Regions from separate parts of the Homo sapiens genome. Here all the other regions are linked to region 7. A link is a contact called in ENCODE Hi-C or POLR2A ChIA-PET data. All regions are on one chromosome and are shown on one strand. Each heading gives the region's core, a stretch centred on a gene start or an enhancer-like site at or near the end of the contact. The rest is flanking DNA. Distances are from core to core; before and after follow the strand shown.

The links. Hi-C counts contacts between places; a loop is a spot of excess contacts on that map. ChIA-PET counts read pairs that join two places held with the same protein, here RNA polymerase II (POLR2A). Pooled maps may share reads with other maps.
Region 1: a map of ascending aorta shows a loop between it and region 7 (15-fold over the local background). The contact joins the promoter of CACTIN here to the promoter of THOP1 in region 7. A Hi-C loop is called at or near these places in 1 of 168 maps with a recorded cell type or tissue (ascending aorta), 1 of 37 single-sample maps with no recorded cell type and 14 of 50 pooled maps.
Region 2: a loop to region 7 is called in a map of naive thymus-derived CD4-positive, alpha-beta T cell, with 11 times the contacts of the local background. The contact joins the promoter of MFSD12 here to the promoter of THOP1 in region 7. A Hi-C loop is called at or near these places in 1 of 168 maps with a recorded cell type or tissue (naive thymus-derived CD4-positive, alpha-beta T cell) and 5 of 50 pooled maps. POLR2A ChIA-PET finds 5 or more read pairs at or near these places in 2 of 52 experiments (H1 and activated CD4-positive, alpha-beta T cell).
Region 3: a map of naive thymus-derived CD4-positive, alpha-beta T cell shows a loop between it and region 7 (5-fold over the local background). The contact joins the enhancer-like site here to the promoter of THOP1 in region 7. A Hi-C loop is called at or near these places in 1 of 168 maps with a recorded cell type or tissue (naive thymus-derived CD4-positive, alpha-beta T cell) and 9 of 50 pooled maps. POLR2A ChIA-PET finds 5 or more read pairs at or near these places in 1 of 52 experiments (CD8-positive, alpha-beta memory T cell).
Region 4: a loop to region 7 is called in a pooled map, with 10 times the contacts of the local background. The contact joins the promoter of SCAMP4 here to the promoter of THOP1 in region 7. A Hi-C loop is called at or near these places in 1 of 37 single-sample maps with no recorded cell type and 7 of 50 pooled maps.
Region 5: a map of naive thymus-derived CD4-positive, alpha-beta T cell shows a loop between it and region 7 (9-fold over the local background). The contact joins the promoter of KLF16 here to the promoter of THOP1 in region 7. A Hi-C loop is called at or near these places in 1 of 168 maps with a recorded cell type or tissue (naive thymus-derived CD4-positive, alpha-beta T cell), 5 of 37 single-sample maps with no recorded cell type and 11 of 50 pooled maps.
Region 6: a loop to region 7 is called in a pooled map, with 7 times the contacts of the local background. The contact joins the enhancer-like site here to the promoter of THOP1 in region 7. A Hi-C loop is called at or near these places in 2 of 168 maps with a recorded cell type or tissue (CD8-positive, alpha-beta T cell and naive thymus-derived CD4-positive, alpha-beta T cell), 19 of 37 single-sample maps with no recorded cell type and 12 of 50 pooled maps. POLR2A ChIA-PET finds 5 or more read pairs at or near these places in 1 of 52 experiments (HepG2).

The regions. Positions count from the first base shown.
Region 1 is chr19:3,625,370-3,628,624 of GRCh38, forward strand. CACTIN (cactin, spliceosome C complex subunit) reads right to left here and starts at 1,421. Exons shown (of 10, transcript NM_001080543.2): 1 at 1,227-1,421. The coding sequence starts at 1,393. RefSeq lists enhancers at 1-371, 372-933, 934-1,495, 1,385-1,754.
Region 2 is chr19:3,555,495-3,558,895 of GRCh38, forward strand. MFSD12 (major facilitator superfamily domain containing 12) reads right to left here and starts at 2,092. Exons shown (of 10, transcript NM_174983.5): 1 at 1,612-2,092. The coding sequence starts at 1,909. RefSeq lists silencers at 1,518-1,687, 1,868-1,937, 1,978-2,527 and an enhancer at 2,637-2,931.
Region 3 is chr19:3,433,520-3,436,864 of GRCh38, forward strand. It overlaps NFIC (nuclear factor I C), which reads left to right. Exons shown (of 11, transcript NM_001245002.2): 4 at 1-73; 5 at 758-881; 6 at 1,564-1,688. Among named protein-coding and RNA genes, the nearest start is that of SMIM24, 45 kb to the right of the region's middle. RefSeq lists enhancers at 586-1,363, 1,364-2,141, 2,068-2,117. Within about 2 kb of position 1,737, at least 40 of the 41 ENCODE cell types and tissues checked have a DNase peak (open chromatin) inside an H3K27ac peak, as active enhancers do.
Region 4 is chr19:1,903,467-1,906,662 of GRCh38, forward strand. It overlaps SCAMP4 (secretory carrier membrane protein 4), which reads left to right and starts at 1,933. Exons shown (of 7, transcript NM_079834.4): 1 at 1,933-1,973. ADAT3 (adenosine deaminase tRNA specific 3) reads left to right here and starts at 1,933. Exons shown (of 2, transcript NM_138422.4): 1 at 1,933-1,973. RefSeq lists enhancers at 927-986, 1,267-1,326, 2,347-2,436 and silencers at 1,657-1,986, 2,037-2,186.
Region 5 is chr19:1,861,512-1,864,829 of GRCh38, forward strand. It overlaps KLF16 (KLF transcription factor 16), which reads right to left and starts at 2,068. Exons shown (of 2, transcript NM_031918.4): 1 at 1,530-2,068. The coding sequence starts at 1,986. RefSeq lists an enhancer at 1-496, silencers at 1,311-1,480, 1,531-1,710, 2,041-3,140, 3,211-3,318 and a promoter at 1,957-3,161.
Region 6 is chr19:2,170,216-2,173,609 of GRCh38, forward strand. The region is part of intron 1 of DOT1L (DOT1 like histone lysine methyltransferase); the gene reads left to right. Among named protein-coding and RNA genes, the nearest start is that of DOT1L, 8.0 kb to the left of the region's middle. RefSeq lists enhancers at 831-1,425, 971-1,340, 1,426-2,020, 3,259-3,394. Within about 2 kb of position 1,301, at least 15 of the 41 ENCODE cell types and tissues checked have a DNase peak (open chromatin) inside an H3K27ac peak, as active enhancers do.
Region 7 is chr19:2,783,738-2,786,752 of GRCh38, forward strand. It overlaps THOP1 (thimet oligopeptidase 1), which reads left to right and starts at 1,766. Exons shown (of 13, transcript NM_003249.5): 1 at 1,766-1,941. The coding sequence starts at 1,926. RefSeq lists silencers at 1,453-1,562, 1,593-2,052.

The sequences.
Region 1 (3,255 bases), core at 171-2,670, 840 kb after region 7:
TGGCAAATTATTGTGAATAATTCCAATACCAGAAAATGGTAGGCGAAAAAACACAAAGATGACATTAACAAGACTTATGGGCAGGCGCGGTGGCTCACGCCTGTAATCCCAGCACTTTGGGAGGCCGAGGCGGGCAGATCACTTGAGGCCAGGAGTTCAAGACCTGCCTGGCCAATATGGAGAAATCCCAGCTCTACGAAAAAATTCAAAAATTAGCTGGGTGTGGCAACAAGCACCTGTAACCCCAGCTACCGGGGAGGCTGAGGCTGAAGAATCGCTTGAACCCAGGAGGCAGAGGTAACAGCCGAGATCGTGCCACTGCACCCCAGCCTGGGCGACAGAGCAAGACTCCGTCTCAAAAACAAACAAACAAAAAAACCAACAACCGATGAGTGAACTTGGCCCAGAGCGGGGCAAGACTGGCCTGAGTGTCAGCCACGAAGGGGCTGAGCCAGCACTGGGGCCCCGGTCTGGGAATCAGTCCCTGTCCCCATTTTGGTTTCTCTGTACTGGAGCCGGCTCAAGGCAAATCCGACCAAGTGCCCCATCTCCAGAAGAAAAGGACCATGGGGAAGCTGAGATTCAGGCACTAGGAATCAGCTGTGAGTCCTGCCAGCTGACACCGAGTCTTTTTCCCTCCCACAGCCCACCTCCATTAGCAAATGTTGTCTCCTCTACTTCCAGAATCCCTCTGAAATCTACGCACTTTGCCCGCTGTGGTTGACTACAGCCTCCCTCCCATCGAGACTGCCATCATCTACTGTCTGGACAATTGTGCCGTCCTACTCTGATGCCGCTCCTGCCTACCCCGCTCCATCCCTTCTCCACCTCAAAGCCAGAAAGTATGCAGAGTTAAGTCAGTCCACGTCACTCCCCTACCCAAACTCCTCTCAAGACTCTCCATTTCCCTCCGACTAATAGCCAAGATCTAATGTGCTGAGCACACAGGGCTCGATATGATATGATCTGATCTCTCGTTACCTCCCCGCCGCCTCGCTCACCCGGCTCCGGGCTGTCCCTCCAACCGCCCGGTCCCCTGCCTGGAACGCCTCTCGCCTTCCTTCCGCTGCCAGGTTAATTCCAACCGGTGGTCAATTGTCCCCTTCTCTAGGAAGCCCTCCCCGAGTAAGTCGGGGGTTTCCCGGTTCCCCGGGATCTCCAACCCTCGGTCGGGCGCTCCTGAGGTAGGAGCCGGATCCCCAGCGCTGCTCCCGCAGCGACCCCACCTGCGCTCCCGGCTCCGCCGCCTCCGTCTGCGCCGTCCCTCGTCCTCCCGGCGCCGTCGGTTTCGCCGCCCATGGCTCCTGCTCCGACTTCGGCTCCCGCTCTGACTCTGCCGCCTTCGGCCCCGGCGACCCGCGGACCGCGAGCGCGAGCGTGTGTCCCGACCCATCGGCTGGGCCAGTGGCCGCGGCACCAACACCAATAGCCGAAGCCTGCGCTGGGGGCCTTCCTCGCCCACGGCGCTCTCCAGGCTGCCCCGTTTGCGCCTGAGCCGGGAAAGAGCAACCCATCCCGTCGCCCCAGCCCGCAAGGACTCCGACACCCCAGACTTTCCACTACGTCTGCAAATGTGGACCGCGTGATTGACTCCAGTGGGATTGTTGCCTCCAGGGTGGCGGAGTCTCCTTTCAGGCAGTGCTGGAGGCAGCCCTAGGCGGGTCCCCACGCCTCAGGGGGCCTGAGAAACTGTGGGCGGGGCAAGGGCAAACTAGGAACCTTGTGCAGGGAGGGGCCTGCCGAGGCGAGACCAATAAGAAGCGGGTCTAGGTCGGAAGTAGCGCTTCATTGGCGTGGCCAGGGGCGTGGCCGAGGAGAGGCGTGTCCGGGGAGCGAGGTCCCCGAAAGGCGAGGAACCGGGAAGGTGTTAGGTGCCAGGCAGCTCCAGAGGGCAGAGGGCGGGCGCGGGGACAGAAACTGAAAAGCCTTCTTATGAGAGTCATCGTTATGCTCCACCACCTGCCAATGAACACCTATGTATTTTGGGAGTTAAGCTTTAAAAAAAAACAAAAACTTTGATAACTCCCTGTATTCCCCCATCAACCCATTTTAGAGACGGGGAAACTGAGGCTCAGAGAGGGAAAGTCACTCTTAACACTTGCCTTCTCAACCCAGGCTGCCCAGCTTTGTGGTGTGGGTGCTGGGGACCCGTGGGAGGGTTGTGAGCAGGGTTTGGGGGACTTGCTGTTGAAACAAGTTTGGCGTGGGAGGACGGACTTCAGGGGCAAGGCTGGAGGCCAGAGACCTAGAAGACGCTGATGTCCCATCCTGAGCTCCCCTAGCCCATGGTGGCTGCTACCACCACCCCGTGCAGTTCTAACCACTCGGGGCTGGGAAGGCCTGTTTATGGAGGATGATAGTAATTTAAGCTAACTTTTAAAATATTTATCTTGGCCGGGCACGGTGGCTCACGCCTGTAACCCCAGCACTTTGAGAGGCCGAGGCGGGCGGATCACCTGAGGTCGGGAGTTCAAGACCAGCCTGGCCAATATGGTGAAACCCTATCTCTACTAAATAATACAAAAATTAGCCGGGTGTGGTGGCATGCACCTGTGATCCCAGCTACTTGGGAGGTTGAGGCAGGGAGAATTGCTTGAACCTGGGAGGCGGAGGTCGCAGTGAGCCGAGATCGTGCCACTGCGCTATGGCCTCGGCGATAGAGCAAGACTCCGTCTCAAAAAAAAAAAGAAAATTAAAATGTTTATCTTGAGTGGGGTGCAGTGGCTCATGCCTGTAATCCCAACACTTTGGGAGGCCGTGGCAGGTGGATCTTGAGGTCAGGAGTTCGAGACCAGCCTGTCCAACATGGCGAAACCCCGTCTCTACTAAAAATACAAAAATTAGCTGGGCATGGTGGCATGCTTGTAATTCCAGCTACTCGGGAGGCTGAGGCAGAAGAATCGCTTGAACCCAGGAGGCAGAGGTTCCTGTGAGTTGAGATCGCATCATTGCACTCCAACCTGGGCGACAGAGCAAGTCCCCGTCTCAAATAAATAAATAAATAAATAAATAAATAAATAAAACGTTTATCTTGGAATACAACTTCATAACATCCCCGTAAACGCTGGCTTTGTATGCTTTGCTTGGTGTTAAGGCAAGGATGGAACCTTACAGAGGAAGAAGAGACCATCTCCTGCCGCTCTAGATGATGACCTTGCCGGTCCTGAGATGTGGGTTGTCATGCTGATGGGATGGCCCAAAACAAAGCGAAGGCCTGACCCTGTGCTTCCCAAAATTCAGATGCATCCTTGCAGC
Region 2 (3,401 bases), core at 842-3,341, 770 kb after region 7:
CCAACGTAACCACAAAGGAAGGGACAGCCGGTCCCCTCCCTGTCTGCCGCCGCCTCAGGTACCCCAGGAATAGCCTGGACATAGGAAACATGAAACTCCAGTCCCCAAGCTGTGCCTGCTGCGGAGCCTGCCACCCTCAGACCACTGGAGATCCACTGCCTCTTGCAAAAAATGTCATCACCCAGATCCTGGGTCCAACCACCCATCCCAGTCATTGTTCCCAAGGGTGAGGAGGCACCCGCCTGCCCCTCCTGCCACCTGGAATTCCAAGAACTGAGCAGGATTCCTGGCCCTGCCTGCTGAAATGCCACATGTGTCCCAAATGCCAGGACGCAGCCGGCACTTCTGTGAGGGCAAGAAGAGCAGGGAAGGAGGCCGGCTAATCTTCAGGCCCAGGGTCCGGGAGGGGAGAGGAGGGCCGCTGGGAGGCAGCCCTGCAGTCTTATCGATGGGCACTGGGGCAGGGTGACCCAGCCCATGACGCCAGCCTCCTGCCCTCCCAACAGCCCTCTCTAATCAGGGCAGCTCCCCCAGACCTAGGGGGTCCCTGACCCTGGCCAGACAGATAGAGGCAATGCAAGAACAGGGCAGAGACCCCTGACCCTCCAGTCCCACCCAGGCGGCTCCCAACTCTCAACTCCCGGAGCAGCACCCTCAAACTGCTGACGCACCAGGTTGCCCTGGCAGAACACACAGAGAGAGAGGAGGCTCTAGGGGGCCTGACTGTCCCTCAGCCATAGCTGTCCCAGTTGGTCACCCTAATAGACGAGCTCAGGCTAGACAGACTGACAAAGGAGGCGCTGAGCAGTCACCACCAACCCTCCAGAGGGTTCAGGGTGGCCCGGGGGCTCAGACAAACAAAGGCATTCCCACTAGAAAGTCATGTAGTCAGATGGTGAGGGCCCCGCAGGTCAGACAGCAGCTCTGAGGCAGACAGGGGAGGCTGGACCAAGGGACAGACAGAGGGGATACGGGGCAGTTAAACAGACAGATGGGGGAGGCTCATGGCTCAGGCAGATAGAGAAGCCCTGCACAGTTGGACAGATGGGGGAGGCACTGCACAGTCAGACAGATGGGGGAGGCACAGCACAGTCAGACGGGGGAGGCTCAGGCCATGGGGCAGAAAGACGGGGGATGCTGGATGGTGGGACAGGCAGGGGAGGCTCAGGAGTGACACCACAGAGGGGCCACTGGGTAGTCAGACAGACGGGGGAGGCTCAGGCCACGGAACAGCCAGAGGGGTGAAAACTCAGCTCATGGGGCAGACAAACAGGGGAGACTTAGGTCCCAGGCAGGCAGAGAGAGGGGGCTGGGTGGTGGGACTGATGGAGGAAGCTCAGGCCATGGGCACAGACAGACAGACAGGGGAGGTTCGGGCCAGGGGACAGACAGAGGGGTGAAAACTCAGCTCATAGGGCAGACAGATACATAGGGGAGGTTAAGGCCGTGGACAGACAGTGCAGGGAAGCTCGGGCCACGGGACAGACAGACCGAGGGGAGACTCCGATCCTGAGGCAGGCAGACGGCGGGTGGTGAGTCAGAGGGAGGAGGCGCCCGGGTCGCGGAGTCTCGGAGGGGCTGCCCGACAGGTGGCGGGGCCGGGACGCTTACCGACCAGGTGCCAGGCCTTGCGCGGGCCGTAGCGGGCGCAGCAGCTGGCGGCGCGGTCGGCCTCGTAGCCCACGAGCGGTGTGCACAGCCCGTCGGCCACCTGGCCCAGCAGCAGCAGCAGCCCCGCGCCGCGGGAGCTGTAGGCGCGCACCGAGTGCAGGTAGAGCAGCAGGTAGGTGAACCACATGGACGCGCACAGGTCGTTGAGGAAGTGGCCCACGGCGTAGCTCAGCCGCGCCACCAGGGACAGCGGCCGCGGGGACGGCGCCGCTCCGGCCGCTGGGGGTCCCGGGCCCATCGCGGCGCCGGGCCCGCGCCCCCCACCCCCGGGCTCCGCGGAGGGTACCCTGGCCAGGCCTTCTTGGGTGCCGTGGGGGCAGGCGCCGGGGACCCCCACCACGCGCCGGGCACCCCGCGTCCCGCTCTCTTACGGCCGCGCCCTCACCCACGTCCGCCGCGTCCGCCCCACGCTCGACTCTGCAGCCGCCGGGCCCCAGAGCCGGGCGACTGCGCCGGGCGGGGCAGGGCGGGGAGGTTCCGGTGCCTGAGCCAATCGGAGCCGCGCCCCGGGGAACCGCAGCCAATCGCCAAGGAGAGAGGAGAGGGGCGTGGCCGCAGGGCTCGTTCCGCCTCTACGACGGGCGCCCACGCGGTCCTAGCGCCCGCCGGGTATGAGGGCGAACCCCGAGCGCGCCGCAGGAGTGGCCGGCACCCCCATAGACTGGGGAAGGAAATGGACCAGAGGGCACCGCCGGCTCCCACCCAGACCCGGCCTCCAGGCCCGCACCACCCCAGTCCACCCGGAGCTGGACAGCCCACTGCGGGCCGGGGTGGAGCGAGTGGGACGGGCTCTGGATTTGGGGTTGGGGGGAGGTCTGAGCCCGAGCTGGCCTCGGGGTCCGCTGACTCCCCGGCCTAGAGAGACGCGATCGGGCGCGGAGAGGACGCAACAACACTAATTAATTGGTTACTAACGGTAATGATGGGGGTAATCAACATAATAGTACCAGCTGGCCTTTAACGAGCGTTGCCTGCAAAGAGCCCCACGTGGTGACGCAAATTTCACTCTCATTTTACAGGCGAGGAACAGAGTTGCCCGAGGCTCGCAGTGAGTCAGGCGTCTGTGACTCCCAGGCCTGTGCGCGCGACCCTCCCCGTCCAACCAACGTCCTCCCACAAACGGGTCACCGGACTGAGGGTTTCAAGTTCCTCCAGGGGGTGTGTGCGGTTCCCCCTAACTCAGGCCCTACTCCTTCCAGCAGCATTTTCTCTTCTTTCCTCTTTTTATTTATTTCAGAAACAGGGTCTTGAGACGGGCGCGGTGACTCACGCCTGTAATCCCAGCACTTTGGGAGGCCGAGGCGGGCGGATCACCTGAGGTCAGGAGTTTGAGACCAGCCTGGCCAACAAGGTGAAACCCGTCTCTATTAAAAATACAAAAATTAGCCGAGCGTGGTGACAGGTGCCTGTAATCCCAGCTACTTTGGAGGCTGAGGCAGGAGAATCGCTTGACCCAGGAGGCAGAGGTTGCAGTGAGCCAAGACCGCGCCATTGCACTCCAGCCTGGATAACAAGAGTGAAACGCCGCCTCAAAAAAGAAAGAAAGAAAGAAAGAAACGGTCTTGCTCTGTGGCCCAGGCTGCAGTGCATTGGTGCAATCATGGCTCACTACAGCCTCAATCTTCAGGGCTCAAGTAATCCTCCTGTCTCAGCCTCCCAGGTAGCTGGGACTACAGGCACGCATCACCACATGTGGCTAACTTTTGTATTTTTAATTTTGGAGAGACAGG
Region 3 (3,345 bases), core at 487-2,986, 650 kb after region 7:
ACGACCGACTTCCAGGAGAGCTTTGTCACCTCCGGCGTGTTCAGCGTCACTGAGCTCATCCAAGTGTCCCGGAGTGAGTGTTCCCGTCAGCCCTGAGCTGGGTCTTGGAGAGGGGAGGGGGCCGCAGGGAGGAAGGAGCCCACCCCCCTCACCCTACTCCTTGTCCTTTCCAGACAACCCCCTGTGTCACTAAGCCAAGGTTCCTAGAAAGGGAGGTGGCCAGGCCCTTCCCAGAGCCCAAGGTCAGGGCTCCCTCCCACCTCTCCAGGAAACAGAATCTAAATGCTGGATGGCAACTAAGGAAACTTCTGCCCCAGCATCCCTCCTCCTCCCTGGGGCCTCCACTGTCCTGTCCCAGGAGACCCCAAAGGACCCCGCCCCTCCTGTCCCCTTGCTTTCTCTGCTGACCTGCTGGGGACCCAGCACATTCCGTCACACACTGTCTGAATCCCACCCCAGCGAGTCCTGGGCGCTGTCCTTCTTTAGCCCTGACTGACACCTTCCCTGTCCAGATCAGCAGAGCCTGGCCTCCAGCTTTGGCTACACCTCTGCCTCACAGTGTGCTCTTGGCCTCTCCCCATGGCCTTGGTCCTCTGATCCATAGAATAAAACTGGTTTCAGCCACCCTAGGAACCGGGCCAATATGGGAAGGGGGTCCCCCTTTGGACTGCACCCAGTGGCTTTCCCTACCTCTCTAAAGCAAACCGCAGCACTGGGCACTGCTTCCTGCCTCACTCTCCTCTGTCACCCTCTGCAGCACCCGTGGTGACTGGAACAGGACCCAACTTCTCCCTGGGGGAGCTGCAGGGGCACCTGGCATACGACCTGAACCCAGCCAGCACTGGCCTCAGAAGAACGCTGCCCAGCACCTCCTCCAGTGGGTAAGTACCCAGGTCCCCACCTCTGGGCATTTCATGACCCCATTCATCAACCCATCCCCTCTGGCCCGAGCTGACTCATTCCTCTCCCTGGAATACCTCTTTTCACGATTCACCTGGCCTGAGAAACTCCTACTCATCTCATCCTTCAAAACCCAGCCAGCCCCACGTGCCTCTTCCCCTAGCCCTGACAGCCCACCGTGGGCTCCCCCAGCCTCAAGTCCTGCCGGCTCAGCCAGCCCTTAGGACCCTCCCCACCCAGAAGAATGCAGACACAGGTTGTTGCTGAGATATGCTTTGTGACCTCGAGCAGGTCACACTGTGTGTGCCCCAGTTTCCCCATCCATAAAATGGGATCATACCCCTAACAGGCAGTTCTGAGGACTACAGGTGGCCAGGAGATTAGCCAGGCTGCCTGGGTTTTGGTCTCCACCATGCTAGCTTGGTGTCCGACCTGTGTTGAGACCCTCCCTGCCTCTGGCCCGGGTGTCCCATCCAAGCAATGGACAGGTTGGAACAGGCGTTCGTAGGGAACGGGCTGAACGCCCGCGGCTCCCGCGATGTCTCGCGATACTACCTCCCTCGCCCCCGCTCACTTAAGGACCGGAAGTAGCAAAGCCCGCCGTCGCGCCCCCCGCCCCGCGTCTCCCTGGTAACCAGCCTCTCCCCTTCCCTCGCCCATAAGGAGCAAGCGGCACAAATCGGGCTCGATGGAGGAAGACGTGGACACGAGCCCTGGCGGCGATTACTACACTTCGCCCAGCTCGCCCACGAGTAGCAGCCGCAACTGGACGGAGGACATGGAAGGAGGTAGGGCTGGTGGCGGGGGCGGAGCCGGCCTTCCGGTCTGAGTCACCGTGGCGGGAACTACGTCTTCCGGCAGCCACTGCGCGGGCGCCGCGGGGCAGGAAGCCGGCCTGGAGCCGCGGGGCCTCCTGGGAATTGTAGTCGTCCCGAGCTGCGCTTGGCTGGAAGTACGGTCCGGGTTCGCGTTCTCGGATCTCTTTGGTTCCGCTGCGGCGAAGGAGGGCAGAGACTGTCCCCTGCCTGACTCTCCTGCCCTCCGGCCGTGAATGCCACATCTCTGTGGGGTCCCCGAGCTGCAGGATGGACTCAGTAGTGACTCTGATCAACAGGGCGCCTCTTCCTGGGATCTGTCATAGAATCCCTCGTCTGTAGGGACCCTGTTTGTCCTCTTCCCCTCTAGAAGGTCCTGAGATGCCGGATCCCTTCTCATTGGGGTCCTTCTTGAGGTTACTTTTTTTTTTAACCAGGTTCCCATCTCCATGGGATCTTCTGGTTCTGCAGGAGACTCGTCTCCTTTCTGTAGGGTCTCCATTCCCATGGCGTCGTTTTCTAGGAAGATTTTATCCTCTTGCTTTTCTGTCTTCAGAAGGGTCCTCTCTGGGGTGTCTTTCTTTCTTTCTTTCTTTCTTTCTTTTTTTTGAGATGGAGTTTCGCTCTTGTTGCCCAGGCTGGAGTGCAATGGCGCGATCTCCGCTCACTGCAGCCTCCACCTCCCTGGTTCAAGCAATTGTCCTACCTCAGCCTCCCAAGTAACTGGGATTACAGGCATGCACCACCATGCCCGGCTAATTTTTTCTATTTTTAGTACAGACGGGGTTTCACCATGTTGGTCAGGCTGGTCTCAAACTCCCGACCTCAGGTGATTCGCCCGCCTCGGCCTCCCAAAGTTCTGGGATTACAGGCGTGAGCCACCACGCCCGGCCTCTGTTTTTGTTTGTTTGTTTGTTTGTTTGTTTTTGAAACGGAGTCTCGGTCTGCTGCCCAGGCTGGAGTGCCGGGGTGCAATCTTGGCTCACTGCAGCCTCGACCTCCCAGGTTCAAGTGATCCTCCTGCCTCAGCCTCCCAAGTATCGGACTGCAGGTGCATACTGCCATGCGCCGTTAATTTTTTTTTTTTTTTTTTTTTTTTTTTTGGTAGAGATGGGGTCTCACTATGTTGCCTAAGCTGGTCTTGAACTCCTGAGTTCAAGTGTGATCTTTCCTCCTGCCTCGTCCTCCCAAAGTGCTGGGATTCCAGGTGTGAGCCACCATGCCGGGCCCCTCTTATTTTTTTTTAATTTTTGTTTTTTGAGATGGAGTCTTGCTCTGTCACCCAGGCTGGAGTGCAGTGGCGAGATCTTGGCTCACTGCAACCCTTCCTCCTGAGTTCAAGCAATTCTCCTGCCTCAGCCTCCCAAGTAGCTGGGATTACAGGCACCCACCACCACACCCGGCTAATCTTTATATTTTTAGTAGAGACAGTGTTTCACCATGTTGGCCAGTCTGGTCTCAAACTCCTGACCTCAGGTGATCCACCCACCTCGGCCTCCCAAAGTGCTGGGATGACAGGTGTGAGCCACTGCTCCCGGCCACCTGTAGGATTTTTAGAAGCAGTATAACATTAGGATTAAGAGGTCAGATTCAGGCATTGGAGAGACCTGGGTTCAGATCCCAGCCCTGC
Region 4 (3,196 bases), core at 683-3,182, 880 kb before region 7:
TGAAACTCACAGCAGTCTGAGTTTTTATTCAGAAAAGGAAAAAAGAAAGCAACTGAGAGCGAAATAGTTTCCTGGAATGCTGTTTTTTTTTTTTTTTTTTTTTTTTTTTTTTTTTGAGATGGAGTCTCACTCTGTCGCCCAGGCAACAGAGTGCAATGGTGCGATCTCAGCTCATCGCAACCTTCGTCTCCCGGGTTCAAGTGATTCTCCTGCCTCAGCCTTCCCAGCAGCTGGGATTAAAGGCCCCTGCCACCATGCCTGGCTAATTTTTGTATTTTTAGTGGAGATGGGGTTTCGCCATGTTGGCCAGGCTGGTCTCGAACCCCTGACCTCAGGTGATCCACCCACCTTGGCCTCTCAAAGTGCTGGGAGTACAGGCATGAGCCACCGCATCCGACCTTGAAATGCACTTTCTTTGAAACACGTCCTCCCCTTTCTCACCATAAACTCCCTCACACTCTGCAGGTTTACCTAACTGTATGCATCTAATTATGTGATTACCTAAAAGTTCCAGGAACAGGCTGGGCACGGTGGCTCACGCCTGTAATCTCAGCACTTTGGGAGGCCGAGGCGGGCAGATCACCTGAAGTCAGGAGTTTGAGACCAGCCTGACCAACATGGAGAAACCCCATCTCTATTAAAAATACAAAATTAGCCAGGTGTGGTGGCGTGTGCCTGTAATCCCAGCTACTCGGGAGGCTGAGGCAGGAGAATCACTTGAATCTGGGAGGTGGAGGTTGCGGTGAGCTGAGATCGTGCTGCTGCACTCCAGCCTCGGTGACAAGAGCGAGACTGTCTCGAAAAAAAAGAAAAAAGAAAGAACGTTTTAGAGCTAATCTGGAGACAGGCCAAGCACGGAGACCCACCTGCAAAATCCCAGAGATTTCCTCAAGGTGGTCTGCAACCCGGCCCTTATTAGGATGAGGCCAGCCTGCGCTTTTAAGCCACCAAAATTCATGAACACACAGAGCTTATAATCAGCACCTCCCCTGCACACCCACCATTCCCAGTTCCCCTTTTTTAGCCCCTCACCCCAGCCTCAAGTTTGAAGGGGTTTCTGGAGGCCTAAACCAGCTGCCTCCCTGCTGCGAACTCTGAAAGGAAGTCACCTTCCTTTCACTGCACTTTTTCCTCCTTACTGGTTTGTCAAGACTCTGGCATCGGAGCCTGAGCTGGTTACAGCCAGGCACTGTCAAGCTGTTGGGGGAGGGGATGACAAATTCCCTCCCGTTGAGAACCACTTGGTTAAACCTGTCCAACTGGAAGGAGTAACAAATTGCTCATAAAATATGCATGTTTTGGTGAAACCCCTTCTCTACTAAAAGTACAAAAACTAGCCAGAAATCGCTTGAACCCAGGAGGTGGAGGTTGCAGTGAGCCTAGCACTGCACTCCAGCCTGGGTGACAGACTGAGGCTACGTCTCAAAAAAAAAAAAAAAAATGTGCTTGTTTGGCCCAGGAGAGGCAAGAGGTCTTCTTCACCTACGTTACTGGTGAGAAAACTCAAACCTGAGGGCGGCCCACGCCGGAGTGCAGTAACAGGCAGAACTGGAACCTGGCCCCATCCCGGACTCAGGGGACGGGTGTCATATACCCCCTCTGCCTCATCCTTCCCACTCTGCTAACCTTCCAAAGATCCCCCGGGTTCCGAGTTTTCCCTGGCCGCTTGATGGGATTCGAACCTGCAAACTCAGCGCTCGCCCAGCGCAGCGGCCCCGCCTCTCCTCCCCTCCCGCCGCCCGGAGGTCATGTGAGCGCAGTGCCGGAGCGGGGCGGGGCGAGGCGGCGGCGCGCAGTGCCTACTAGCAATTGTAGTCCTTGCCCCACCTTGGCCTGGCGAAGATCCCGCCCCTGGAACTACGCTCCCGTCGTGCTCCGCGGCTCCAGGCGGAGACGAGGCGGGGTGAGGTGGGTTGGGCCGGGCCGGTTGCTAAGACTTGGCGAAGCGCTGCGCTCGCGCCCGGATCCCTCAGGTAAGCGCGCGGCCCCGAGGTCTCGGGTTCTCCAGGCTCAGACTTCCCCAGAGGGGGAGTAGGGGCTGACATGGGGGGTCTCGGCGGTGAGGGGCGCCGGCCGTTTGTGGGGAGAAAACGGGGGGCCCAGGCCAGCCTCGCGCGCGTCTCGGGCGGGCCGGTGGGCGACGCGGGGAGGCGGCGCGAATGCGCGTGCGCGCGCGCGCGCGGCGCTGGCCTGGGGGAAGCCTCAGGACCGCGCTCCCCCGGGCCTAGCGCCTTTCTGCGCGTGTGCGCCCTTATGGTCGGTGCGGGAGACCCCGTATCCTCCAGCTGCTTCCGGTGGCCCTTCCTCAGGTCATGTCCCGCAGTCCCCTGCCTCTGAACCGCGCTCTCGCGAGTTTCCGTAGCCTTCGCGTCCTTCCTCCCCAGCTCTGATTCGCCTTTATGTGGAGATTCCCCTAGGCCTTGGTACATCCCCAGAATTGACCATCGTTCCTCATCGTTACCTAGAGTATGAGTTTTTCAGGTTTTTGTATCACAGGCCCCCAGTTATCTCCCACACACTACCCCGAGGACCGAGGTTCCCCGCTGTCTTGCAGAGAAGGCCTCCTTGTAGGGTGGCCAGAAACAGAGGATCGACTCCGTGGAAACAAGGACGGCTGGGTGCAGTTCCTCACCCTATAACCCCAGCACTTTGGGAGGCCAAGGCGAGTGGATCACCTGAGGTCCGGAGTTCGAGACCAGCCTGTCTAACATGGTGAAACTCCATCTCTGCCAAAAATACAAAAATTAGCTGGGCGTGGTGTCACGCGCCTGTAAAACCAGCTACTGGGGAGGCCAAGGCAGGAGAATCGCTTGGACTTGGGAGGTGGAGGTTGCAGTGAGCCAAGATGGCACCATTGTACTCCAGGCTGAGCAAGCTAGCAAGACTCACTCTCCAAAAAAAAGAAAAAAAGATTTTTTTTTAATAAGCCAGGCATGGTGACACATGTCTGTGGTCCCAGCTACTTGGGAGGCTGAGGCAGGAGGATTGCTTGAGCCCCGGAGGTTGAGGCTGCAGTGAACTGTGATGGCACTACTGCATTCCAGCCTGGGCAACAGAGCGAGACCCTGTCTCTAAATAAATAAATAAAATACATACGTGTAGCGCCGGCCGTGGTGGCTCACGCCTGTAATCCTAGCACTTTGGGAGGCCAAGGCGGGTGGATCACGAGATCAGGAGATCAAGACCATCCTGGCTA
Region 5 (3,318 bases), core at 818-3,317, 920 kb before region 7:
ATTGCCCTCAAAAAGAGGTAACACCCTGGGACCCCTCCGCCGAGGATGTGTGGCTCCTCGCAGAAAACGCAGACCCCACCCAAGTCCTGTCTTGACGCCCTCGGTTCCCGTCTGTGTCTCAAGGTGGGCAGAGCCTCCAGGCCCCTGGGACCAGGACAGGGACTGAGCGAGGGGTGAAAAGAGTGCAGAACAGAGAGGGGGCGGCCGGCAGGCTACACACCACCGCCCCCACCCGCCCTCCTGCTCTCCACCCTCAGGCGTCCCAGCGCGGCTCCCCATACCCCAAAGATGGACCCTCAATTCTTCCGCAAGGCATTCGCGGCCCCTGCTCATCTCAGCCCCACCACTCTGGACGGCCCACTTCCCTTCGGCTGCTCCACGTGTCCCTACAATCCGAGCCCACGGACCAAGCCTCCTTGGAGTGTCCAGCTGCCCAAAGCGGCCACCGCTATGGCTATGAAATAGAGGCAGCATCGCACTCTTGATAGAAATGAGAAAATTGAGACCCAGATCGGGTAGAGGTCTTCTGTTTGGTGGCAAGGCCAGAATGCCAAGCCCAAGGGCAGCCGCACAGCTTTCCCCCAGCCCCCCACCCTCCCCGGAAGGGACAAGCACCTCTAATGCCCAAACCAGGGCCGGCCATCAAGGCCCACCGTCCCCTGTTGCCCAGTCCAAACTCCCAGTCCAGAAAGTGGAACCCTAGGAGGGGACGGAGTGAAAAAATACAGCCAGGCCCACCAGGCTCCCGGTTCCCCTCGCCGCCCCGGGGACTGCGCTAGGAGGGGCGTTGGTGTAGCCGAAGCGCTCCAACTACGCGCACCTTCCCGAATCGCCCGCCAGGTAGGGGTGAACAAACACGCCAGGGAAATACAGCAGTGTGGACCCGAGCCCCTCGAGGGTCCTCCAATACTATGAAGTTCCCCCGCCCAGACTCAGGCCCCAACCCGCGCTCCTAGCCTCGCCCTCCCCCTCGTTAAAATACAGAGAACGCAGAGAAAACGTGCCGGGCTCCCCCCATCCTGGCCCCACGCCAGGTGCTCTGCCGACCTCTGGGGAGAATCCGCGCGGCCACCCCGGCGGCGGCGACGCGGTTCCTCCTCCATTTTCACAGATAAGGAAACTGAGGCTGGGGGAGGGGGAGAACCCAGAACCCCAGAGCCGGATGCTCCAACCACGGTGCCCACCGCCCAGACCAGAACGCAAAAGAAAAAAAAAAAAACGGAACAAGGCCCAGAAAGGGAGAGAGGTGGTCTGCCCAGGAGTCTCAATCCCGCCCGCAGACCTCGCTGGGCCCCCGGAGCCCCCGCCACTGCCGCCGGGGCGGCCATCCGCTCGCCGCCCGACCGCGTGGCCGCCACGCCCCCCGCGCGCGCCCCACCCACCGAGGCCCCGCCCTGCCGGCCGGCGCGGCGGCGGCCCGGGCGCGCCCCCCTCCCCGCCCCCCACGCGCCACGCAGTTTCGGGGTCCTGGCGGGGGAGGGGTCTCAGGCGGCCGCCCCCGCAAGGGCCGGGATCGCGGCTGCACTCACCTGTGTGCGTCCGCAGGTGCGACTTTAGGTGCGAGGACTTGTAGTAGGCTTTGGCGCAGTCCGGGAAGGGACAGCGGTGGCTCTTGGCGGCGGCGGAGGGCGCGGCGCCGGGGGCGCGGCCCGAGGACGGGGACGAGGCGGCTGAGGAGGAGGAGGCGGGCGAGGCGCCCCCCGGGGCGGCTCCGGGTCCGCCGCGCAGGTCGGCCAGGATGCTGGCGGCCAGCAGGTGGGGCGCCGCGGCGGCGCCGGGGCCCGGGCCAGAAGCGGCGGGGGGCGGCGGGGGTGGCCCCGGGGTCCCGGGTGAGGCGGCCTCGCGGCGCGCCGCGCGCACATCCAGGCCGGCGGCGGGGCCCGCGCCCTCGGGGCCGGGCCGCCCGCGGTGCACCACGGCGCCCGAAGAGATGGCCATGAGCACGTCGGCGGCGAAGTAATCCACGCACGCCACGGCCGCCGACATGCCGAGCAAGGGCGCGCGGCGCGGCGGGCGGAGCGGAGGCGGCGGGAGCGGCGTCCGTCCGGCCGGCGGCGGCTGCTCGAGTGCGGGAGGCGGAGGAGGAGGAGGAGGAGGCCCGGCGCGCGCCGCCGCCGACGCCCGCGCTCGGCCTGCCCCGCCCCGCCTGACGCGTCCTGACGCACCGGAGCCCGCGGGGGCGGCCACAGCCCGCCCCGCCCGGAGGACGCCCCCTCGGGGCGCCGCAGCCACGCCCCCCGCCCGGCGCGCCCTCCACCACTCTCCGAGCCGCGCGCGGCCGCCGGGGGCGGGGCTCGGGCCGGAGGAACCCGCCCCCCGGCGCGCCCACTCCGGCCTCCGCCAGCGCCTAGCGTCTTAGGCCCGGAGCGCGCCTTCTCCGCGCTAGGGTGCAAGGCCGGGAGCCCCGCCCCCTCCCGGCGCGCCCCACTCCAGCGCGCGCCCCCGTACCCTTTCCCGGAGCACCACCCCCTCAAGCCGGGGCGGGAGGCCGAGGACCCCGCCCCCTCTCCGGCACGCCCCTCCTTCCGAGAGCGCGCCCCGCCCCATCCCGGCACGCCCCTCCCTCCCAGAGCGCGCCCCGCCTCCTCGCTGGCGCGCCCACCCCACGCCGGGGCGCGCGGCCGGCGGGAGCCCGCCCCCTCCCCGGATGCTTCCCTCCTGGCCCCGGGCGCGCCCCCGTTCGCGATGGAGGAGGGCTCCGATCCCCACGTGGCCGGGGTTGGAGGGGTGCGGAAGCGGCCGGCCCCGCCCCCAGGCCACGTGCGCGACCCTTCCCCCCTCTTCTCCCGGCCTGGGGCCCTGCTTTGACCCCGCACTCAGGCATCTGCTCGTCCTCTTCTCTGGGGTTCCCCCTCGCCGCTCACAGAGCCCCTCGGAGCCTCCCGGCCGAGACACCCGGTATCCCGCGCCCGCGGCGGGGCCCGGGAGGGTGGGGCAAGGCTGCGTTCGTTCCTCTTTTTGCACCCAGTTCCGGAGCTACTAGAGCGCGCCCCACTGGGGGTGGGGAGGGCCGGTTGGGTCCCAGAGGGTCGGGATAGGGGGACGGGAAGAGGGGGCCGAACGCAAAGGGCTGGGCTGGGCTGGGGGCGCCTGAGCGGGTCAGAGGTTCCCCGCCCTGCTGGGACACCGGGGTCCGGGGCTTCTCTTTCCATTCCCAGGCATCGATTCTTGGGGTTCGGACGGGAAAACTGAGGCCAGGTATTCGGGCCTCCCGGCCGCGAGGACGTCCAGGCCAACTTGTTAAATATTAGGGGGGACACCAGGGACGCGGATGGCCCAGTTCGCAGGCCCAAGGCGGCGGGGGCACAGAAACTGGGC
Region 6 (3,394 bases), core at 51-2,550, 610 kb before region 7:
GGTGTTACAGATTCCAGGAACAGGAAGATAGTGTCCGAGACCAGGATGCAGGAACAGATAGATGCCTTTCCACGCTTGCCCCTGGTGTGGTTGGGAGGCGTGACTGAAATCCTTGCTCTTGTCTCTCTGGACCTGATGCATTTTGCATGCCTCACTGGGCACGGACTGCTTGGAGCTGTTTTTATCTTCCAGCAGTGTGAGGTGTAGGAAGGACCCAACACGGTTCCTCCTGTGCTCTCCGCAGTCAACACAGAGGAGTTGCGGAACCAGATACGGGTACCCGGGGATTCATCAGTTCTGTGTTTCCTACTGGGCAGCCCCGATTCAACTCACTTCCAGCATGTCTACCTCGACACAGGCTCAGATCCCACGGGGTAAGGGCTCAGTCCCCAAGACTCCCCCACTTTCCATGCCAGTTAGAGGCCTCACGTTGTGACCTGTGCTTCTGAGTGACCGGTCGGCTGTAAATCCAGGTTCCCGTCACCCTTACCTCGGCTTGATTACATTGCCTCAGTGGCTCACAGAACTCCCGAGAAACACTTAGGTCCTTTGGTTAATGATAAAGGACGATCTGTGGGATGCCCATGAATACTGAGAAATGGATCCTCAGGGCAAGGCATGGGGGAAGGGCCCACTCCCTCCAGGAGTCTCCCGGAACGTGTGTCTCCCGGGACCTGTCCCCCTCCAGGAGTCTCCTGGAACCTGTCCCCCTCCAAGAGTCTCCCAGAACCTGTCCTTTAGAGTGTTGTTTCTCTCATTATTTTTGGGATAGGGTCTTGCTTTGTCACCCAGGCTGGAGTGCAGTGGCTCGATATCTGCTGACTGCATTCTCCGCCTCCCAGGCTGAAAGGATTCTCTTCCTTCAGCCTCCTGAGTAGCTGGGATTACAGGCATGAGCCACCACGCCTGGCTAAATTTTGTATTTTTTGGTGGGGCCTTGCTGTGTTGCCCCAGGCTAGTGGTAACTTTGATAAGCTTTGGGCCTCAGCCTCAGGCTGTGTGGTGGGGTCTAAGGTACAGCAGGGGCCCCAGAGGAGTCCTCCAGGGGAAGGACTGCGAGAATGCTGTGGCACTGGCAGAGCCTTTTACCTGGAGGATCCCTGCATTGAGCCCTTCTGGTCCCGAATTGTACTGAGCCCTCTTCTTCCTGCCTGTAGGCTGAAAGAATGAATTCCTGGCCCTGGAAGGTTCAAACAGCAGTTCTCAGGGGTGGAGGTGGCTCTGCCCCCAGGGGACACCTGGTGGCGTCTAGAGACCTTTGCGGTTGTCACCACCGGGGTGGGGGAAGCCCAAGGATGCTGCTCATCACTCACAGAGCTTGGGGCAGCCCCACCACCGAGGGCGGGCCAGGAGACGCCAAGAGCTGTGCCTTTCATCGCCTGGGGTCCCGGGCACCGACCGCCGCCGGGTGTCGCTCCGTGTTCGTGTACATGCCTTCTCCTGGGGGTAGCCCTGCTTTTATTTCCTGAGTGCTTCCTGGGACCATGCATGTCCGGCAGGCCCTGGCCAAGATCCAGGCTTGCTGCGTGCAGTCCCCGCCCACTGTGTCCCCCTGAGGGAAGGACCTGAGGTGAAGTTAGCGTAATGGGAGTGTATTTGGGCCTCGTTTGCGGGCTGCAGCTCTGGAGACACAGATTCAAGTGCCCAGAATGTATGCGCGGCAGTTACAAGTGGGGCTTCCTGGAGAAAAGAAGGGGCGGCTTTTGCATTGGAATCACAGAAGTGATTGCCCGGCTCCACGTCCTTCCTGGTATCTCAGACTCCAGGGACGTGAAGATAACAGATGGTCACATTGTGCAAATAGTGATAACCTTGTAGGTAATTCATCAGCTAGTGTGGAAACCCCAGGGGAGGAAAGAAGGCCCTGGGAGGGAGTGACTGAAACTCACTTGGAGGCTCTCTGGGCCTGTGGAGTTCTGCACAGCATGCAGCTCCCACTCCTCGGACGCACTTTTCTTTTTTGTTTTCTTTTCTTTCCTTTTTTTTTTTTTTGAGACGGAGTCTCGCTCTGTGGCCCAGGCTGGAGTGCAGTGGCGCGATCTCTGCTCACTGCAAGCTCCGCCTTCAGGGTTCAAGTGATTCCCCTGCCTCAGCCTCCCGAGTAGCTGGGACTACAGGCGCCCGCCGCCACGCCCAGCTAATTTTTTGTATTTTTAGCAGAGATGGGGTTTCACCATGTTAGCCAGGATGGTCTCGATCTCCTGACCTCATGATCCACCCGCCTTGGGCTCCCAAAGTGCTGGGATCACAGGTGTGAGCCACCGTGCCCGGCCAGCCACTTTTCTTTCTTTCTTTTTTTTTTTTTGAAGACAGAGTCTCACTCTTTTTACTCAGGCTGGAGTGCAGTGGCGCCATCTCGGCTTACTGAAACCTCCGCCTCCTGGGTTCAAGCCATTCTCCTGCCTCAGCCTCCCGAGTAGCTGGGATTACAGATGTGTGCCACCAGGCCCAGCTAGTTTTTGTATTTTTAGTGGAGACGGGGTTTCACCATGTTAATCAGGCTGGTCTCAAACTCCTGACCTCGTGGTCTGCCTGCCCTGCCTCCCAAAGTGCTGGGATTACAGGCGTGAGCCACTGCGCCTGGCAATATTTTTCCTCTTTTTTTTGAAATAACATCCTTGTTGTGACAGTTCACGTATCATAAAGTTCACCTGTTTTAGGCTGGACGTGAGAATGGCATGAACCCAGGAGGCGGAGCTTGCAGTGAGCTGAGATCGTGCCACTGCACTCCAGCCTGGGCAACTGCGCGAGACTCCATCTCAAAAAAAAAAAAAAAGTTCACCCGTTTTAAGTGTACATTTCAGTGTGTTTTAGTATATTCACAGATTGTGCAGTCGTCACCATTGTCTAATTCCAGAACGTTCTAATCACCCCAAAAGGAAACGCTGCCGCCTCAGCAGTCAGTGCTGGTCTCCCCTAGCGTCCTGGAGCGTTTTTCCCTGCATGGAGGCCCACGAGTCCCGCGCTTTCCTCCTTCCCTGTCACGCTGTGGCTTTAGGAGGCCCACGAGTCCCGCGCTTTCCTCCTTCCCTGTCACGCTGTGGCTTTGGCCTCAGGCTAGAGGGTCGGTGTCTGTCAGCCTGTGCTCAGACGAGGGCGAGGAGAGTTCTGGTCAGCGCGTCCAGCCTCCCTCCTGTGTTGCTTTGCTGCTGGAAAAAGAGGGTCCTGATGCAGACCCCAAGAGAGGAGAGAACTCGAGGTGAGCCGCGGATCACAGTGAGAGCAGCCACCAAGCCGCTTCCTTACACAGCGGGCCTCCCTGACAGAGCAGGGCGTCCTCGGGGAGCAGGCAGAGGGTGCCTGCTCTTCCTTAGCGCCTCCGTCTGTGAGAAACGGCCAGGGTTGCGAGTAAACCTGGAACGTGCAGACACTCACTGGAGGCCAGCCGGGTGGT
Region 7 (3,015 bases), core at 516-3,015:
CCATTTGTAGACAGCAGGTGCCTAATATTCATTCAATATTTATTGCAAAGCAGCCATAAAAACCAGCAAAGTGTCTACTCTCATTATTTTGCATTGGGGTAGACGGACTATAAACTAATAAACTAGTACATAAATAGAGAAACAAATTTCACAGCAAACACTAAGAAAAAAAAAATGAAGGTAGTGTGATTGTCACTGGGAGCTAAGTCGCATGGGATGGGTAGGAAAGATCATCCTTTACATTTGGATTTCAAGGATAGGAAAGTCCAAACGGACCCCAGGCACAGGGAACAGCGAAAATGAACGCCGATGTAAAATTAATCTTGGTGTTGCTCAAGACATGTGATGAGACATTTCCAAGGACGACAGAAAACTGATCACCATCTAAGTTACAGTTGCCAGAAATGTTCTCCCAATTCATTTTCGTCCTACTCAAAATACATGCACGATTAATGGCGTGGATTATTTTAATTTCTTTTGCAGAAATAAAGGAGGTGAGGCCGGCCGTGGTGGCTCACGCCTGTAATCCCAGCACTTTGGGAGGCCAGGGGGCAGATCACTTGATGTCAGGAGTTCGAGACCAGCCTGGCCAACACGGTGAAACCCTGTATCTACTAAAAATGCAAAAATTAGCCGGGCGTGGTGCGGGCATTTGTAGTCCCAGCTACTCGGGACGCTGAGACAGGAGAATCGCTTGAACCCGAGAGGCAGAGGTTGCAGCGAGCCGAGATCGCGCCATTGCACTCCAGCCTGGGCGACTGAGCGAGACTCCCTCCAGCCCCTCCAAAGCAAAAGAAAACAAAACAAAAACAAAAAAAGGGAAGAAAGGAGGTCGGTTGTTTTGGTTTTTGCCAGTTTAATTGTAGTACATTGTTTTTTCTGGGTGCCCTAACAGTTCAAGACAGATGGTTCAAGATGTTTTTTGTTTTAACCCACAACACTGCATGTAGGTCAGGCTACTGCACTGTTCCACAACACCTGTTATTTGACATGAATCCGTTTACTTGCTTTTGTTTCTGACAAAAAAAAAAAAAAAAAAAAAAACTTGGCCCGGCGCGGTGGCTCACACCTGTAATCCCAGCACTTTGGGAGGCCGAGGCGGGCGGATCACGAGGTCAAGAGATCAAGACCATCCTGGCCAACATGGTGAAACCCCCTCTTTACTAAAAATACAAAAATTAGCCGGGGTGGGGGCTGGCGCCTGTAGTCCCAGCTCCTGGAAAGGCTGAGGCAGGAAAATTACTTGAACCAGGGAGGCGGAGGTTGCAGTGAGCCGAGATTGCTGCTACTGCACTCCAGCCTGGGCGACAGAGCGAGACTCCGTCTCAAAAACAACCAAAGCACCAAAACTTCTGGTTAATTTAATTGATTCGTCGGATTCAGATGCTGGAAAGTGGGCCTGGGATATACAGTAAGCGATCAATAATAACACTGGCCCAACACACAGCTATAAGAAGCGAGGCAAGTACACATTAACGCGGTAGCCTGAAGCCCAAGCGAAGTCTCAGCGCAATGAGCCGCGCAGAGGCTCAGAGGCGTCAGCGGCGTGCGCGGTTTCCAAGGAAACCGTCCGTCCTAGCCACCCCAGCGGCTCTGGAATGGTAGAGCAAGAGGCTCCGCCCACGCACCGCCGAGACCAATAACGGACCGGGAGGGTTACGGCGAGTGCGCAGAGGGCTCCAGCGCACTCCCGGCCCTCCTCCTTTAGCTGTGGGCGGGGCTCAGGGGCGCGTGCGTCCTGCCCTCCCTGTGCGCGCGCCGCCCCAGCATGCCCCGGGAGCGCGGGCGGCGGGCCCCTTGGTCCTCAGGCGGCCGTGGCGGCGGTGGCGGCGGTTGGGCCGAGGCAGGCGGCCTCAGTGGCCGAGGTGGCTGGACGCGTAGCAGGTGGAAGGAGGGAGGGAGCCGCAGGCGCAGACCCACCCGCCATGAAGCCCCCCGCAGGTACCGACTACCCCGCTCGCCGGACCCGGGCGTCCCCTGCACCCTCGCTCCTCCCGGGGTCGCGACTTGGGCCTAAGGCTGGAGCGAAGCGACCCCCGAGCCACCCTCGGCCGGGCTGGAGGGGCAGCGGGGGAGGTGGACGACCCTGCTCTCTCGTTTGCCGAATGAATGAACCAGCTTTTCCAGCGCTTCATTCATTCTGCAAAGTTGATGGCGCTTCCCTTCCGGATGGGTCGGGCCCCGTGGCGGACCCTGGGGAGGCCGTGATTTAACGACTCCAGTCCCGTTTTCCTGGAATTCTAGAGCCACAGACAGACATTCAAAAATTAAATAAGAGAGGATCGAAGATAGGGAGGGATCGGTGCTCTGGTGCAGATAAACACGAACGGGGCAGTCCCAGGGACACGTTTTTAGAGAGAGGGTGGTTCCTGGGGGGCTTTTCTGAAGAGGTGAGCGTCGACTTGCTTGATTGGGAGAAGCAAGTGTCCTGCCAAGACCGGGGAAGGAGGCGTCCCGGGAGGAGGGAACGTGTTTGGAGAGCAGAAAGTCAGTTTGGCTGGAACGTAACGAGGGGACCTTTTAATTTTGTTATTTATTTACTTTGTCTCCCAAGCGGGAGTGCAGTGGTGCGATCACGACTCCCTGCAGCCTCGAACTCTTGGACTCAGTCAATCCTCCCGCCTCAGCCACCTGAGTAACTGGGACTACAGGCCTGCACCACCACACTTGGCTAATTTTTTGTAGAAACGAGGTTTCGCCATGTTGCCCAGGCTGGTCTTGAAGTCCTGGGTTCAAGCAATCCACCTGCCTCGGCCTCCCAAAGTGCTGGGATTACAGACATGAGCCACTGTACCCAGCCAAGACCCTTTTAATTTAGAGGCAAAGGGGCGATGTGACCTGTGTACTGTTTATTTATTTATTTGTTGGTTTATTTTTTGAGACAGTCTGTGTCTCCCAGGCTGGGGTGTAGTGGTGCAATCTCTGCTCACACAGGCTCACCGCAACCTCCGCCTCCCGGGTTCAAGCTATGCTGCTTCAGCCTCCCAAGCAGCTGGGATTTCAGGCGCCCACCAC